Regions from separate parts of the Mus musculus genome. Here region 2 is linked to region 1. A link is a contact called in ENCODE Hi-C or POLR2A ChIA-PET data. All regions are on one chromosome and are shown on one strand. The core of a region is the stretch at or near the end of the contact, and the rest is flanking DNA. Distances in the headings are between cores, read along the strand shown. Region 1 holds the start of Srsf1 (serine and arginine-rich splicing factor 1). Region 2 overlaps Cuedc1 (CUE domain containing 1).

Evidence for each region. Hi-C counts contacts between places; a loop is a spot of excess contacts on that map. ChIA-PET counts read pairs that join two places held with the same protein, here RNA polymerase II (POLR2A).
Region 2: POLR2A ChIA-PET joins it to region 1 with 23 read pairs in Patski. The contact joins the enhancer-like site here to the promoter of Srsf1 in region 1. A Hi-C loop is called at or near these places in 3 of 37 maps with a recorded cell type or tissue (all heart). POLR2A ChIA-PET finds 5 or more read pairs at or near these places in 4 of 5 experiments (Patski and embryonic stem cell).

Annotation. Positions count from the first base shown.
Region 1 is chr11:88,045,783-88,053,587 of GRCm38, forward strand. Srsf1 (serine and arginine-rich splicing factor 1) reads left to right here and starts at 1,591. Exons shown (of 4, transcript NM_173374.4): 1 at 1,591-2,250; 2 at 2,708-2,892; 3 at 3,261-3,433; 4 at 3,630-7,805. The coding sequence starts at 2,057. The coding sequence ends at 3,824.
Region 2 is chr11:88,159,458-88,166,339 of GRCm38, forward strand. The region is part of intron 1 of Cuedc1 (CUE domain containing 1); the gene reads left to right. Among named protein-coding and RNA genes, the nearest start is that of Mrps23, 41 kb to the right of the region's middle. Within about 2 kb of position 2,781, at least 3 of the 3 ENCODE cell types and tissues checked have a DNase peak (open chromatin) inside an H3K27ac peak, as active enhancers do; they include heart, where a contact is called at or near this core.

The DNA.
Region 1 (7,805 bases), core at 341-2,840:
CTTCTTTACTGTGACTTCTGGTGAGAGTAGTCAAATTTGCAGTAGATCTCCCAAAATTCAACAAGTTCTTCAGGCATTTTGCCTAGAAACCTTATACATCACTTCTGCCTCTCCCCCACTCTCACTGTCCTTGATTTCTCCAGCCAGTCTTAATATTTAATGGTTTCATTTTAAGCAGCCCCACATCCTTGGACTGTTGTAAATAAATGATAACATCCAGGGGCAGCAATGACTCAGTGACTCATCTGGTTAAGGTGCTCCTCCCAAGCCTGACGTTTCATCTCGGGGGCTCACATGGCATGAGTGGTGAACTGCACCTTATTTTCTGACTTTCACACATGGGCCATGGCATGACCCACCACCCCAAGACACAATATGCATAACATAAAAATTAAAAACTAAAAATTACAGTATAAAGAATCACCCTTAGAACCTGTGGGGATCCGACTTAGCATATTTATTAGTGATAGGGTCGACACAGCTCTGGCTGGCCTTGAACCCTGAAATTCCGCTTCCCAAAAACTTCAAGAGGCATTTACCACTACGCCTGGCTGTCTCTATCCAATCATGAAAGGCTCTGGTTTTAGCTGGGAGGTAGTGACTTTGATCCCAGCACTCAGAAGGCAGGAACTCCAGGACAGCCAGGGGTACACAGAGAAATCGTGTCTCAAACAAAACAACCCCAAAACAAAAACAACACCAAGAAAACGTTTTGTTTTTCAATATTTTTAATAGAAAGGGTTTCCCTGAATGTCCCGGGCTAACCTTTCCCCCCGCCTCCCCTTTGGTTTTTCGAGACAGGGCTTCTCTGTATAGCCCTGGCTGTCCTGGAACTCACTCAGTAGACCAGGCTGGCCTCGAACTCTGAAATCCGCCTGCCTCTGCCTCCCGAGCGCTGGGATTAAAGGCATGCGCCACCACTGCCTGGCTCCGGGATAACCTTTACTAGAACTGTGTATAACAGGGTAGGCTGGACCCTCCTTGCCTCAGCTTCCGGAGTGATAGGATTTCAGGCACACAAGCTTAAGTCCAGATTGGTTTGCTTTTATTATAATTCGAGTTCATTAACAACACTACAAGGCCGTATGATTTCACACGTAAGGCTCTTCTATTCCCGTTATTACAAAACAAAGAAGCAAAATTGTGGTATCCAATGCAAGAATCCTTTTGCAGATAATCTTGGCAAAATAAACAAATAAATAAATAATCTCCCTAGACCAGCACAGAACCGGGATCTCGGCTCTGCAGTTAAACTGTTTTATCACTCTTCCTTTTTCATCCTTAGAAAGGAGGAAGAGGAAAACTCAAGGCACAGTTTTCATTTAGATAGATATGGAGGATCCGTCTAGACACTTTAACTAAGATGCAGCCCACCGCAGGTTCCCAGAGGCAGAAGCCACACTGCTCCGCTTCGGCTTTTAAATGAAATCACCTGCAACTCCCGCCGGCGGCACCGAAGTGCAGAAGATGCCCAGGTTTCCGGAGCAACAGCTCAGCGTCATCTATCTCCGCCCCGCGGCGCCTTTCCCGCCAAAGGCCGTTACCACCGCGGAGCATGGTGGGACACGCTTGCAAGATAGGTTTCACCCAATCTTTTTAGAGCGCCGAGCTGCTTTCAGAGAGGGTCTACCCCCGAGGTGGCCGACGATTCTGGACTCAGTGGGGATTAATAATAACCGCTTTAACCAGAGCATGTGATTTTTACTAAACGCCTGGACGTTCCAGCAGCCAGTCAACCCGCCAGGACGCGAGGGACTTTTTCCCCTCCGTGCGGAGGGTGACGTCGCGCGTGCGCGAGCGTGCTTCTCAGCACCCGTTAGAGGCGTGCGCCTGCGCACTGGGAGGGACGAGCCGCTTCCTCCGGCTTCTCTTCCTCCCCCTCCCCCCCGGTATCAGTGCGCCGAGCTGATAAAGGCGCCATTTTGGAGCGGCCGCGGGAGACGTGGTGCCGCTGAGGGCTCGCTCTGCCGTACGCTAGGCTTGGTAGGAAGGCCTCTTTTTTTTTTTTTCCTTCCCCCCCCCCGAGTCCGCGCTTTTCGTCGTCGCCGCCGCCGCCATGTCGGGAGGTGGTGTGATCCGTGGCCCGGCGGGGAACAACGACTGCCGCATCTACGTGGGTAACCTACCTCCGGATATCCGAACCAAGGACATCGAGGACGTGTTTTACAAATACGGCGCCATCCGCGACATCGACCTGAAGAACCGCCGCGGGGGACCGCCCTTCGCCTTCGTTGAGTTCGAGGACCCGCGGTGAGGCAGCGTGGGGCGTGCGCGGCCTTGAGGAGATAGCGTGGAGGAGTTGGGGAAGGCTCGGAGGCCTTGGAACATAATGGGGGGAGAGGAGGGGCTCCGAGGCGCTATCGCCCCTGCAGGAGTCGAGTCAGGAGAGCCGAGAGGCGGCGCGTTGTCTCCGGTGGCCGGCCGCCTCGGACGTCCCCCCTACCCCCCGAGCCCATGCGCAGCCCCCGGAGCGGGAAACCGAGGCGCTGAGGGCCGGCGAGGTGGTCGGGAGCCTCTGCCCGGCGTGGTGCTGGGTGGGGGAAGGGCCGGCCCTATTATGCGGCGCATGTGGGGCTCCGTGTGGCCCCGTGGGTGCGCATGTGCGCTGTGGCCGCGGCTTTTCACCCCCGGAGCGGGCGAACGAGCTGGGTCCGGCGGCTCCCTCCCCTCATCACCCCCCCCTTTCGCTTTCTGTGATCACACGCAGAGACGCGGAAGATGCGGTGTACGGTCGCGACGGCTACGACTACGACGGCTACCGGCTGCGGGTAGAGTTTCCCCGAAGCGGCCGCGGGACCGGCCGAGGCGGCGGCGGGGGTGGAGGCGGCGGCGCCCCGAGAGGCCGCTATGGCCCGCCGTCCAGGCGGTCCGAGAACAGAGTGGTTGTCTCTGGTGAGTTGACTTCGTGCGGGTTAAAATCTTTTTCCCGCATGACTGCTTTGAGTACTGCAAGGTTTTTGTTATTGTTGTTTTTGTTTTGTTTTACACACGGGGTCTTGGACTACTTCGGTCTTTGGGATGAATTTAGTAAATAAAGATTACTGTGGTGGTGATTTACCCAAATTAGGTTGCAGTACTAGCCTATGAAGATCCTTTACAAATAAATTTGGACTCTGGATCTGACTCTTACCAGCTCTTTACCTGGAAACACTTAAGTACAATCATTAAGTATTTTAAAATAATCCTTGTTCGAATGTACTTTACACGTTTGCCGTGGGACAGGATGAGTAGTATTAAATTAGGGGGAATCGCTTTTTCAGGACTGCCTCCGAGTGGAAGCTGGCAGGACTTAAAGGATCACATGCGTGAGGCAGGTGATGTATGTTACGCTGATGTTTACCGAGATGGCACTGGTGTCGTGGAGTTTGTACGGAAAGAAGATATGACGTATGCAGTTCGAAAACTGGATAACACTAAGTTTAGATCTCACGAGGTAGGTTATACACTTATTCTTTTTTTTGGCCAGAATTGGATACAGTTTTCTTAACAGTGGAATTTGAAGGTAAGGATACAGGCAAGGGTGTTCACGTAAATTACCAGAGCCCTGATCTGTCTTTGTATTCGTTCAGCTTGTCTGAAGACAGGTGAAAGCTTAGATCTTTCAATGGAAAGTTCTGTCTATCCAATAGGGAGAAACTGCCTACATCCGGGTTAAAGTTGATGGGCCCAGAAGTCCAAGTTATGGAAGATCTCGATCTCGAAGCCGTAGTCGTAGCAGAAGCCGTAGCAGAAGCAACAGCAGGAGTCGCAGTTACTCCCCAAGGAGAAGCAGAGGATCACCACGCTATTCTCCCCGTCATAGCAGATCTCGCTCTCGTACATAAGATGATTGGTGACACTTTTTGTAGAACCCATGTTGTATACAGTTTTCCTTTACTCAGTACAATCTTTTCATTTTTTTAATTCAAGCTGTTTTGTTCAGAATGGGCTAAAGTGTTGAATTGCATTCTTGTGTAATATCCCCTTGCTCCTAACATCTACATTCCCCTCATGTCTTTGGTAACTTGTATTTTAAGTGATGTCATAGACAGGATTGTTTAAATTTAGTTAATTTCCATGCTCTTCAGACTGTGATATTATGTAAATGTCTATTCTGCTCTGGTTTGTGTGAAATGGGATGTTGGGGGTGTTTGTGGTTATCTTACTTGGGGGAAGTTCTTATGTTTATCTTGCTTTTCATGTGTCTTTCTGTAGACATATCTGAAGAGATGGATTAAGAATGCTTTGGATTAAGGATTGTGGAGCACATTTCAATCATTTTAGGATTGTCAAAAGGAGGATTGAGGAGGATCAGATCAATAATGGAGGCAATGGTATGACTCCAAGTGCTATTGTCACAGATGAAATTGGCAGTATTGACCTTATACTAGAAGGCGAGGGTTAAAAATTTATCTACCTTAAAAGATTTGCAAACACTTAATGCAGTTATCTTCAGCTACAATTGCTTTGCTTTTTAAAACCTTGGCAATTGTGGTAGAATTGCCCATTTTGTAACAATTATTTGCTCCCTTCCCCCCTTTTTGTTTTAATAGGGACTAATGTGGGAAGAATGGCTAATTTGTCACAGTGCTTAGTTACAACTGTTAATGTGTGGCCTGCTGTTGGTGTACATGTGGGTACAGGGTGTCAATTTCCAAACAGAGTATAATATCAATACTGCTAAATCTGCATGTCCTCTGTGTGACTGATAGAGCATTGTTATTTCATTTTTTAAAGACAAAATGACAGCAAAATAATAGAATTCCAACGTATTAGTGTAGATAATCTAGTTGGGAGTACTTTAAGTCTCACCTTCCCTTTTAATATTCATAATTGACTCATGTTTAAAACACTTTAATTTACAAGCTAAATTGCAGATGGGAGCAATAGTTTAGGTTTAGGTGGGTAGTAATACCAGTAAACTTCAATTATATAACTTTGCAACCACAAAACCTGTGATACCTGTACAGTAACAAGTGTTGGCATTATCAGTTGAACTGTAAATATAAAGTGCTTCTTCCAGTTAGTCTCTATAGTTATTAAGTTTCTAAAATTTATCTGAACACCATACAGAAACTTGTTTTGGGGAATTTGATAGTTATTGATGTGCATCTGTAAACTGATGACAGACATAACTCATCATTCCCCAGAAACTTTTTTTGGTTACAGTGTCTAACATTTTGCCTCCTCTTTTTTGGTTTTGCTGGTTATAAAGGTTTGGATTGGAGAGGGCTCACTGGATCCCAATCCTTGGAGCTGGATCATTGGATTCAAATCATAATGTGGATAGGATAGGGAGGATGAATTACCAGGATTCATGGAGCGGGATCAGATTACCAGGAACATAGGAGTGGATTCCTTCCTGCCCCAACCAAACCGCATTCGTGTGGATTTTTTTTTCATTCAACTTAATTGGCTATTCCAAAGAATTTTTTTCCTATTTTTGACGATTGGAGCCCTTAAGATGCACGATGGAATTGTGTTTTGCATTTTTTGGTAAAAGGAGCAAAGCGAGGACCTGGAGATATACGCTGGAGCAATCTCCTTGGAAGGATTCAGCACGAGTAGATGGTAAACATTTAAAGGGGAAAAGGGGGGGTTTGTTTAAAATAGTAAATCAGTAAGTCACTTCTAAATTTAAAGAAAACAAAATTGGAGTTGAAGAATAAGTAGGTTTCCAATTGGCTATTGCCGTTTTTCTTTGAAAAAAATAAACATTTTTTAAAAAACGATGCATGGTTGTCCTTTTTCCTCTTGTAAAATTTTGATTGGGTAACTAGTGTATCAGTTATTTAATTTGATAAGATTCTGATTCTGTTTATGTGTTAGTAAATTAAAGATTCTAATAAATGATGACTGTCTCTGTTGTGGAAGTCTTAAGAGCATAATAAACTGAGTGTAAGGCAGTTACATACGTAACAGTTGTGTAGAGGGTAATGATCTGGAAAGTAATCTTTCATATTTTGCTAAAGAACTTACAGTTGCTGTTTATTTTGGTAATGCTTTAGACAAAATAGGCTTTTGTACAAAGTTTGATAGCTAATCAATTTTAGCTTTGAGATTCTCAGTGGAACTCAAATTCAGTATTAACATTAGGAGACAAAATAGACTACACAGTTTTTTTTTTTTTAAATTTTGGATAGTGTGCTGTCAAATGCTTATTGGGTTAATAAATACATTATAAATCTTTTCAGCCATAGAGTGTTCTGTCGCCAAACTGTTCTGTATTGAGTCAGCAATTATATATATATCTTAGTCTAGTCTACTGTTGTATCTCTACTGATAACCCCTTGAAGCTTAATCTTCATCTTAATTGGTTTGGAGAATGGAACTTTTATTTAAAATCCCAAGCTTGTGATTTCCTCCTGGCTAGAATGAATAGACCACTATTCACCACAGTAGAAATAGCTAGATCTTTAACTTTCCTTGAGTTGCAGGCTAAATATGATATTGTTCAGATGTAATGTAGAATATAGGGGAGACCAGAAATTTTTGCTAGTGAAAGAAACAGGTTTCAAGAAATTTGCATGAGATCTCAGCCTGCTCATTTTAATGACCGCATACACTGTCCTGAAAGAGAAACTAATTCTTTTAAGTTCAAAACTAGGATTTCACTTCAGGAGATGTGTTTAGTAGATGCATTAAGGTTAGGTAGCTGTGTTACAGAACTCAAAGTACAACTAAAAGGATGAGGAATTAGCATAGTTAAACATGGTATAATTGGAAATTTATGGTGTTTTAAAATACATTGTTTTCCTCCAGAGAACCTCACTCTACTCTGGTCTAGACTGGGCCCAAAACTCCAAAGTAAATCCAGTCTCCCAGATTCTGGGATTAGCCATGAAGCACCATGCCCAGCTTACTAAAGTAGTATTAAAAGGTTAAAGCCAGCTAGATAAATGCAAATGTGGGTTTACTTTGAATGCTTTGGAAACGGGACCAAGAATGGCCTGTTTATAGTAGTTCAGTTGTAGATTGAAATGAGCAAAGTGTTCTTTGCCTCACTGTAGGCTTATGTTTGAACACTAGTGAGCACAGCGTAGGTTTTAAAGCTTAGGAAATAGGGCTGTACCCATACTGACAGTTGATACCACTTTGGAACTACAAATACTTTGATTTCTACTCCCCGCCCCCCTCTGTTCCCTTAGGATATTGTAGGGAAACCTATGATTAGTTTTTCTAACCACGAAAGCACTTAAATCTCTTTAAGCAAGTACTTTCATAACTTCTGATTGAATAACCCAACTTGCTGTTCAGCTCATCCTACTGGAGACAAAGGTAAGACACATTTTCTGATACCTAGTTTGGGATCTGGATTTTAAGAACTAAAGTTGTGATGAATAATTGCTCCTGACTTGCAATGTTCCTCTCTTCCTCCCAGCTTTATATTTTTAATAGTTTTGAGTGTATAAATCTACTCATCTCAATTCTGGAGTTGAATATGATAAATTCCAAGATCTGTCTATGAGCCATGCTTTTGTAGGGGTGGTGCTATTTTCAGCATTCTGAGGTCAAGGTCAACTTTTGGTGTTTGCCTTTTTGCTTTGTATATGAAATTTGTAGTGAAATTACAAATGAAATAAATTATATGTATTTAAATAGTATTAAAAGGAGAGAAAGTATTAGACTGAGTTCTGTTATAACAACAACCACTTGTAGCTTATTTCCATCATAATTTGATGATAGATTGATAACCCACAATACTGGAATACCACAGATTGTTTTTATTGAGCAAAATGAATGTAAAATCTGGCCAGAGTAGATGCCTTTATTGTGTAATTTGTGTAAAAGTCACATAGGCATTGTTGAAGGTGTTTTATATATAT
Region 2 (6,882 bases), core at 1,531-4,030, 110 kb after region 1:
CCAGTCTGGCGATCTTTGCCGTGTGCTCCTTCTCTGTCCGTTCTGTGGTCTGTGCCAGGGAACAGAGTGGCTCTCCAGCCTGACGGATGCTGTGTTGAATCTGGAATCAGACAGCTTGGGTTCAGATTTCAGCTTGGCCACTTAGCCATGTGACCTTGAGCAAGTGTTTCACTCTCTGTAGCTCACTTTTCCGTCTATACCGTTGGAGAGGGTGGGGGAGCATTTACTGCATAGGACTGCAGAAAGCATAAAGAACATTGATACACGTGAGGCCCTTTGCCACGGTGCCTGGTGAGGAGAGAGGCTCAGGCGGTGGGCATCAGTCATCGTGGCTACGATGCCGTTATCATTTGTTGGAGACAGGGGTCTCACTATGTAGCCCTGGCTGGCCTGCAACTCACTATGTAGGTCAGGCTGGCCTTGAACTCACAGAGGTCTGCCTGATTCAACCTCAGGTGCTGGGATTGCAGGGTGTGAACTATGACACCTGGCCTTAAAAATAATAGTATCTGTTATTACATTGAATTTATTTGTACTGTATGTATGTGTGCTTAAGCTCACTCAAGCACACATATGAAGGTCAGAGGACAACCTGCAGAAATGAGTTCACTTCTACCATGTGGATCCTGGAGGTGGGACTCAGGATGTTAGAGGTGGTGGCAGGTGCCTATACCCACTGAGCTACCTCACTGGCCTTATTTATTTATTTATGAGACAGGATTTTACTATATAGACCAGGGTGGCCTTGAACTCACAAAGATCCTCCTGCCTTTGTACCTTTGTGCAAGGAATAAAGGCACGCACCCACCCCACACACATACTTTAGTTTTCTGTTTTGATCCTGGGTTCTCCCAGTATCAGCCCATTTAGCATTCATCCTGTGCTTACAGGTATGAGCCACCACCCATGAGCTTAACACAGGAGCTGGTTGTGTTATGAATGTCTGCAGAGCTTCATCAAAGTTGGAAGAGGGACTGGACTCCTCAGGGCTCCTTTTATGGCTGCTAAGTGTCAGGGCAGGGATGAAGGATGGTGCCCAAGGGCTGGCTGAGGATCTAGGGCCAGATCTGCCCGTGGGGGAGGGATCTTAACTTCCTTTGGAGTCCTTTGCCCTGGTGCCTCACCCTCAGACACATGTGGCTACAGACTCGGTCACTTGTGTTGATGCAGGAGAAGGAAGAGTCAGGCAAGGTTCTCCTCACGAAGCAGCGCAGATCCACTTAGATAGAAGGAGGGGTTACAGAGGCGTTGTGCCATGCGCTAGTCCTGGGTATGGCCTAACCTCTCACCCTGCTAGCTCTCCAGACTGGAAACCATGTCTCCTCCTAGCAGAGAGTTTGGGCGTCTTTTTTTTTTTCTTCTTTAAATTTATTTTTCTTTATGTGTATGTGTGTGCACCTCTGTGTATACCATGTTTATGCAGGTGCTCACAGAGACCAGACGAAGATTTTGGATCCCTTGAACTGGAGTTTCAAGTGGTTGTGAGCCAGCTAATGGATGCTGGGGACTGAACTCTGGTCCTCTACAAGAGCAGCAAACTCACTTAACTGCCTAGCCATCTCTACAGGACACACCCCGCCCCCTTTACTCCCCACTCCCCCGCCCCTTTCTCCTTATCCCCTCCAGCACTTTCAAAAAAAAAATCCTCGTGAAAAAGAGATGACTAACAGAGGTAAGGGACCAACCCAGGTCACACAACAGGGCGTGGCAACAGTGTTTTTCCCTCGGGTTTCCCTCCTCCCGCCATGTCCAACCTGGCCTCTTGCTCTGGTTGCTGCGCCAGGGTTAGAGAATGGGCACAGGTGTAGCTGCCCTGCAGTTCTGGGGGCTCTGGGAATGAGGCAGGCTTTGTTGTCGTCCGAGCAGCTGTGACCGTTGGGGCTGAGTATCCATTAAGCCGTTTCCGAGCCCTGGGCGGGAGCAGGAGGCTCGGCATTTAAAGGTCACCCGGCTTTTGAAGCTACAGCGACATTAATAGCTTGTGAAGAAAACAAGCCTGTGCAGGGGCCGGAGGACAAGGCGGCTCTGTCAGCGCTGCCCCTCCTCCCCAGGGTGCTTGGCCACACACATGCCGGCTCGGGCGCGGGCGCGCGCGCGCGCGCGCGCGCGCACACACACACACACACACACACACACACACACACACACACACACACACACACACACACACACACACACACACACACACACACACACACACAGACCGTAGCTTCTACCTCTTGCTCATCCACCTCTCCCTCCTCCCTTTTCGAGCCTCTTCAGTTCTGATGCCTTAGAACTCGGCAGACTGCCCTGCACCCACCCCCACGGTGTCCGAGGTGACAATTGTATGAGGAGGCGGCTGCCGAGCCCAGCAGCTTCTCTGTTCACACCGCGTCACCCACTTAAGGTTTCCCTGGGACTTAGCCACATGACCTCATTCTGACCCCTCTGGCCCTGGTATCATGGAGTCTTGCTGAAGCAGTCAGCCTGGGCCCCCCTTCTCTTCCCAGATGGGTAGGGTACAGATGTCACCCTTCAGGTCTGATAGCTTGTCTCGAGGCTCTGCCGCAGCACTGGCTGCCCAGGATTCCCAGTCCGGGTAGGCACTGGAGGATAAAATGCCTTGGGTGGATTAATTCCATCTCCTGAGGAGAGAGCACAGAAAGTGGTGTCTTGACTGCAACCCCAACCCCCACCCCCACCCCTTTCTGAGATGCCTGTGCTATCCAGTGGCTCTTCTGTCCTCCCGTCAGTCCCAAGGGTGGGGGATGGGGCACAACAAGGTTCTGGGAGGGCAGCTGCGGTTAGCCCTTTCCCAGGAGCCGCTGTGGCCTGGGCCCTGGGACACCACCTAGTGGCCTGGTCTGTTGGTGTCACTGGGCTATGCATGGTTCTTAGGCAAGAAATGAGTCCCTTAAGACTATTGCAGGTGGACCAGATGTTCCAAACGCTCCTCATCCACTGACAGAGAGGAAGTCTGGGGTAGGTGGAGATGAGAGAGGGAGAGGGAGAGGGAGAGGGAGAGGGAGAGGGAGAGGGAGAGGGAGAGGGAGAGGGAGAGGGAGGGAGAGAGGGAGAGAGGGAGAGGGAGAGGGAGAGGGAGAGGGAGAGGGAGGGAGAGAGGGAGAGAGGGAGAGGGAGAGGGAGAGGGAGAGGGAGAGGGAGAGGGAGAGGGAGAGGGAGAGGGAGGGAGAGAGGGAGAGAGGGAGAGGGAGAGGGAGAGGGAGAGGGAGAGGGAGAGGGAGAGGGAGAGGGAGAGGGAGAGGGAGAGGGAGAGGGAGAGAGAGGGAGAGAGGGGGAGAGGGAGAGGGAGAGGGAGAGAGTAAGTGCTGGCCCACAGCTTCATACCTCCTTCTGGGGTCTCAAGTTCTAGGTTGACCCTGTTCTAGCTTGGGGAAAAATACAGTCAAATTGGCAGTGGGAGAGGCACTGTCTCCTGACCCCTGGGGCTGATTGTGTAGCCGTCAGAATTGTGTGCAGGGAGAGAAGGCCCTGATGACAGTCAGAGAGAGCTTGTGGGATCCAAACGGCTGCTGGGCTTTGGACACCCATAGTTGGTTACTGTGTTACCCCACCGGTTGCTTCTCTGCTCGTCCACTTAGTTAGCACAGGCTGACTGTACTGGGTGCTTTGTGGACACTGGGAGCTCCACACTGGATGTGGCAAATCTGCCCTAAAAAATGCTGATCTAGTGTAGAAGATGGTCACTGGCAAGTGCACTGTATATGATGTTTGTGACAGAGGATGACAAAGCAGGGCAAAGGTCAAGGAATGCCGGAAGACAGACTGAGCTGATAGAGCAGTCTCCCTGACAATGTGGCAGGGACCAGAAGGAGGAGAGACAAGGTGCTGAGAGAGCTTAAGGTCCCAAAGGAGAGTGTAGGTTTGTTGGTCAAGTGATCTGCACAGAGTGCTCAGGGTGGCTGGATGAACGGCAGCCACGTCAGTACGTGTCTACGTGTGTCTGCATGTCTCTGTGGGTGTACCTGTGGGCATACACCTGTACTTCTTTTGCTTGTGTCCCACTCGGGCTTTGAATTTGCTATGTAACTGCGGATGGCCTTGAAGCAAGTGTTCCTCCTGCCTCCGTTTCCTGATTGTTGGGATCACACGTGTGCATCACCACACCTGGCTTATGCAGTGTGCTGGACTCAACCCAGAGCCTCCTGCGTGACACACAGGCACCCTACTGACTGAGCTGCGTCCTTAGGCTCCATACAGACACATTTGAAGGCAGGAACACAAAGGATCTTATAGACCATGGTGAAGTTCTGGGATGTGGTCTAAGGACTAACAGCCAGGGACTTTGGAGGTAAGGAAAGACATGTGGCCACAACATGCAGTCCACAAGGAAACAGGGAGGTGGCAGAGGACAAGAAGCCACCAGATCCTGAGGGACAGTCTAAAAGGCAAGGAAGATGGGGATTGTTGTGGGTTGAATGGAGGGTGTAAGGGATATGTTCTTTTTGTTTTGTTTTGTTTTGTTTTTTTGAGACAGGGTTTCTCTGTGTAGCCCTGGCTGTCCTGGAACTCACTCTGTAGACCAGGCTGGCCTCGAACTCAGAAATCCTCCTGCCTCTGCCTCCCAAGTGCTGGGATTAAAGGCGTGCACCACCATGCCTGGCTAAGGGATACGTTCTTTTTTTTTTTTTTTTTAAAAGATTTATTTATTTATTATATGTAAGTACACTGTAGCTGTCCTCAGACACTCCAGAAGAGGGAGTCAGATCTCGTTACGGATGGTTGTGAGCCACCATGTGGTTGCTGGGATTTGAACTCAGGACCTTTGGAAGAGCAGTCGGGTGCTCTTACCCACTGAGCCATCTCTCCAGCCCAGGGATACGTTCTTAAAGATGGTCTCCAGGCTTTGACCTCAGCGGGCAGAGGTGGTGCATAGACAGGAGACACAGGCAGGGTTGGATCAACCTATTCTGTCAGAGCTACTGGTGGGCATCTGGGCAGAGAGCATAGTAGGTTGCATAGTTGTGGTGTAGAGGGAGTGTCTGGAGGAAAGGCAAGACCAGGAGCTAGCATGCAGCTGGCAGAAGATATTAAAACCACAGGATTTCCTCAGCGGGTATAGCATGAGGTACCAAGGCCTCAGAACAGCCCACCACAGCCTGTCCCAGCAGGGACTTCCTCCATCCTAGGAACCCAGATAAGTTCCATCGCAGCATTTCTCTCTCACACACACTGCTTCTGCCAGAGAGGAAGACGAGGTGCTGAGCCCTGAAATCACTTTCCCAATCCATGTGAGCCCTCCTAGGCTCACATGCGGGCCCAGCCCTCTGATCCTCAGGCTATCTTATCCCTGGTGCAGACCTGGCCATCAGCTTCACGAACAGGCCTTCCTAAGGCAGGAGGCTGGCTGTTTTGACCTTGGACAAGGCTGGCTGAGCCACACTGGGGCAGCCTGCCCACCTCCCTGGGCCAGGCTCCAAGTGACTCAGGCCTTGCCGCTTCTCACTTTCCAGTTGGAAGTTGGAAGCTGGAAGCGGGCGGCTCTGGGCCTGGCTCTCATGGCCCCCGGGGGAGGACAGGTATGAAGTTTCTGCTTCCAGGTCCCGAGGTCACCCACACCCACTCGCTCAGGGAGAGGTCTAACGGGCCCAGCAGGTTTGATTCACTTCCTCCAGCCCAGCTCATCAGGGATTACCTTCCTGTTTCTTGCCCACAGGAGCCGTGGGTTCAAAGAGACGACCTGCTCTCTCCAAGGTCATGTAGCCAGGTCTGGGGCAGTGCCAGCAGACCTTCCCCCCCCCCCCCCCCCCGTTCTGTCTGGGTCATGTTTCCTTTGATGGAATGTCCTAAACCCAGGCACACGTGGCTGCATTTCTCGGGCTCCTTGGCTCTCAGCCCTGCAAGCCTTACTTGGCATGTTAGCTCTCTCGGGAGGTAGGGATACCAATTCCGGTTTTTCTACGTACCCACTAACTGTGCAGTTTTGGACAAGTCACTCGACTTCACTGAACGATTCCTACCACTCATTACAAAGTGGAGACGGGCTGGAGAATTATAATAAAGATGAGGGGCGCTTCGGTGGTGACAGGGGAAAGTGTCCCGTGTAAGTTCATAAGCCCAGGTCATCTGCGCGCCTCCTTTCTTTCATGCTTTTTAAACCGTTTTTGTTTTGTTTTGTTTTGTTTTTGTAGCAGGGTTTGTTACAAAAGGCAGTGTGACTTGGTGATTTTTTTTTTCTAACGTTCCTCAGCCCTGGCCTCAGGCTGGCTTTAAGTTTAGCAAGGAATAGAAAGGACAATGCGAGCCCCTACCTGGTGCTAGTTACAGCAGTCTGGGTGTCTCTGAGGCGTGCCTGTTCACCAGATCCCGTTTCCCCGGCTTCCTGTTTCTGAACTACTTTCTCCAAACCCACAGAGCTGCCTTGGTGGAAAGAGCTAGGCTTTTCCATTGCCCATGCCATGTCCTTGAGCTCCTTTCTGCCTCTCCAACTGTGCTCATGTGGGGACACAGTTGCAGGGGCAGGTTTGGGTAGTCACAGGAACCAGGGTGTGTCCTGCTGCAGAGGCCTCAGGGCCTGGCTTGTGCCGGGAGATCCACGTATCCATCCACGTATCCATCCACGTATCCATCAGTGATCTGGAGGAAAGCCCTGGGTTGATAGCCAGAGGCTGGGAAAGAGCCCCTGTGGCCTCCCTCTTTCCCTTCCACGGGGCAGTGCAGCTGCACACTCCTACCCAAGCCTGCAGGCAGTCTGCCACAGGCTGAGGGCCGGTTTGTTTCTTCTACATGGAAACAGTGTAAGCCCCTAAGAGCAGGACCCTGGGGTAAACAGTCAGTTCCAGGATGCCTTGCCAGGGTGTCTCAACACTCAGAGACCCAGAACCCCAGGGACCTGTGAGAGGGGGTTCATGGAATAAATGTGAGCCCACTATTTTTCTT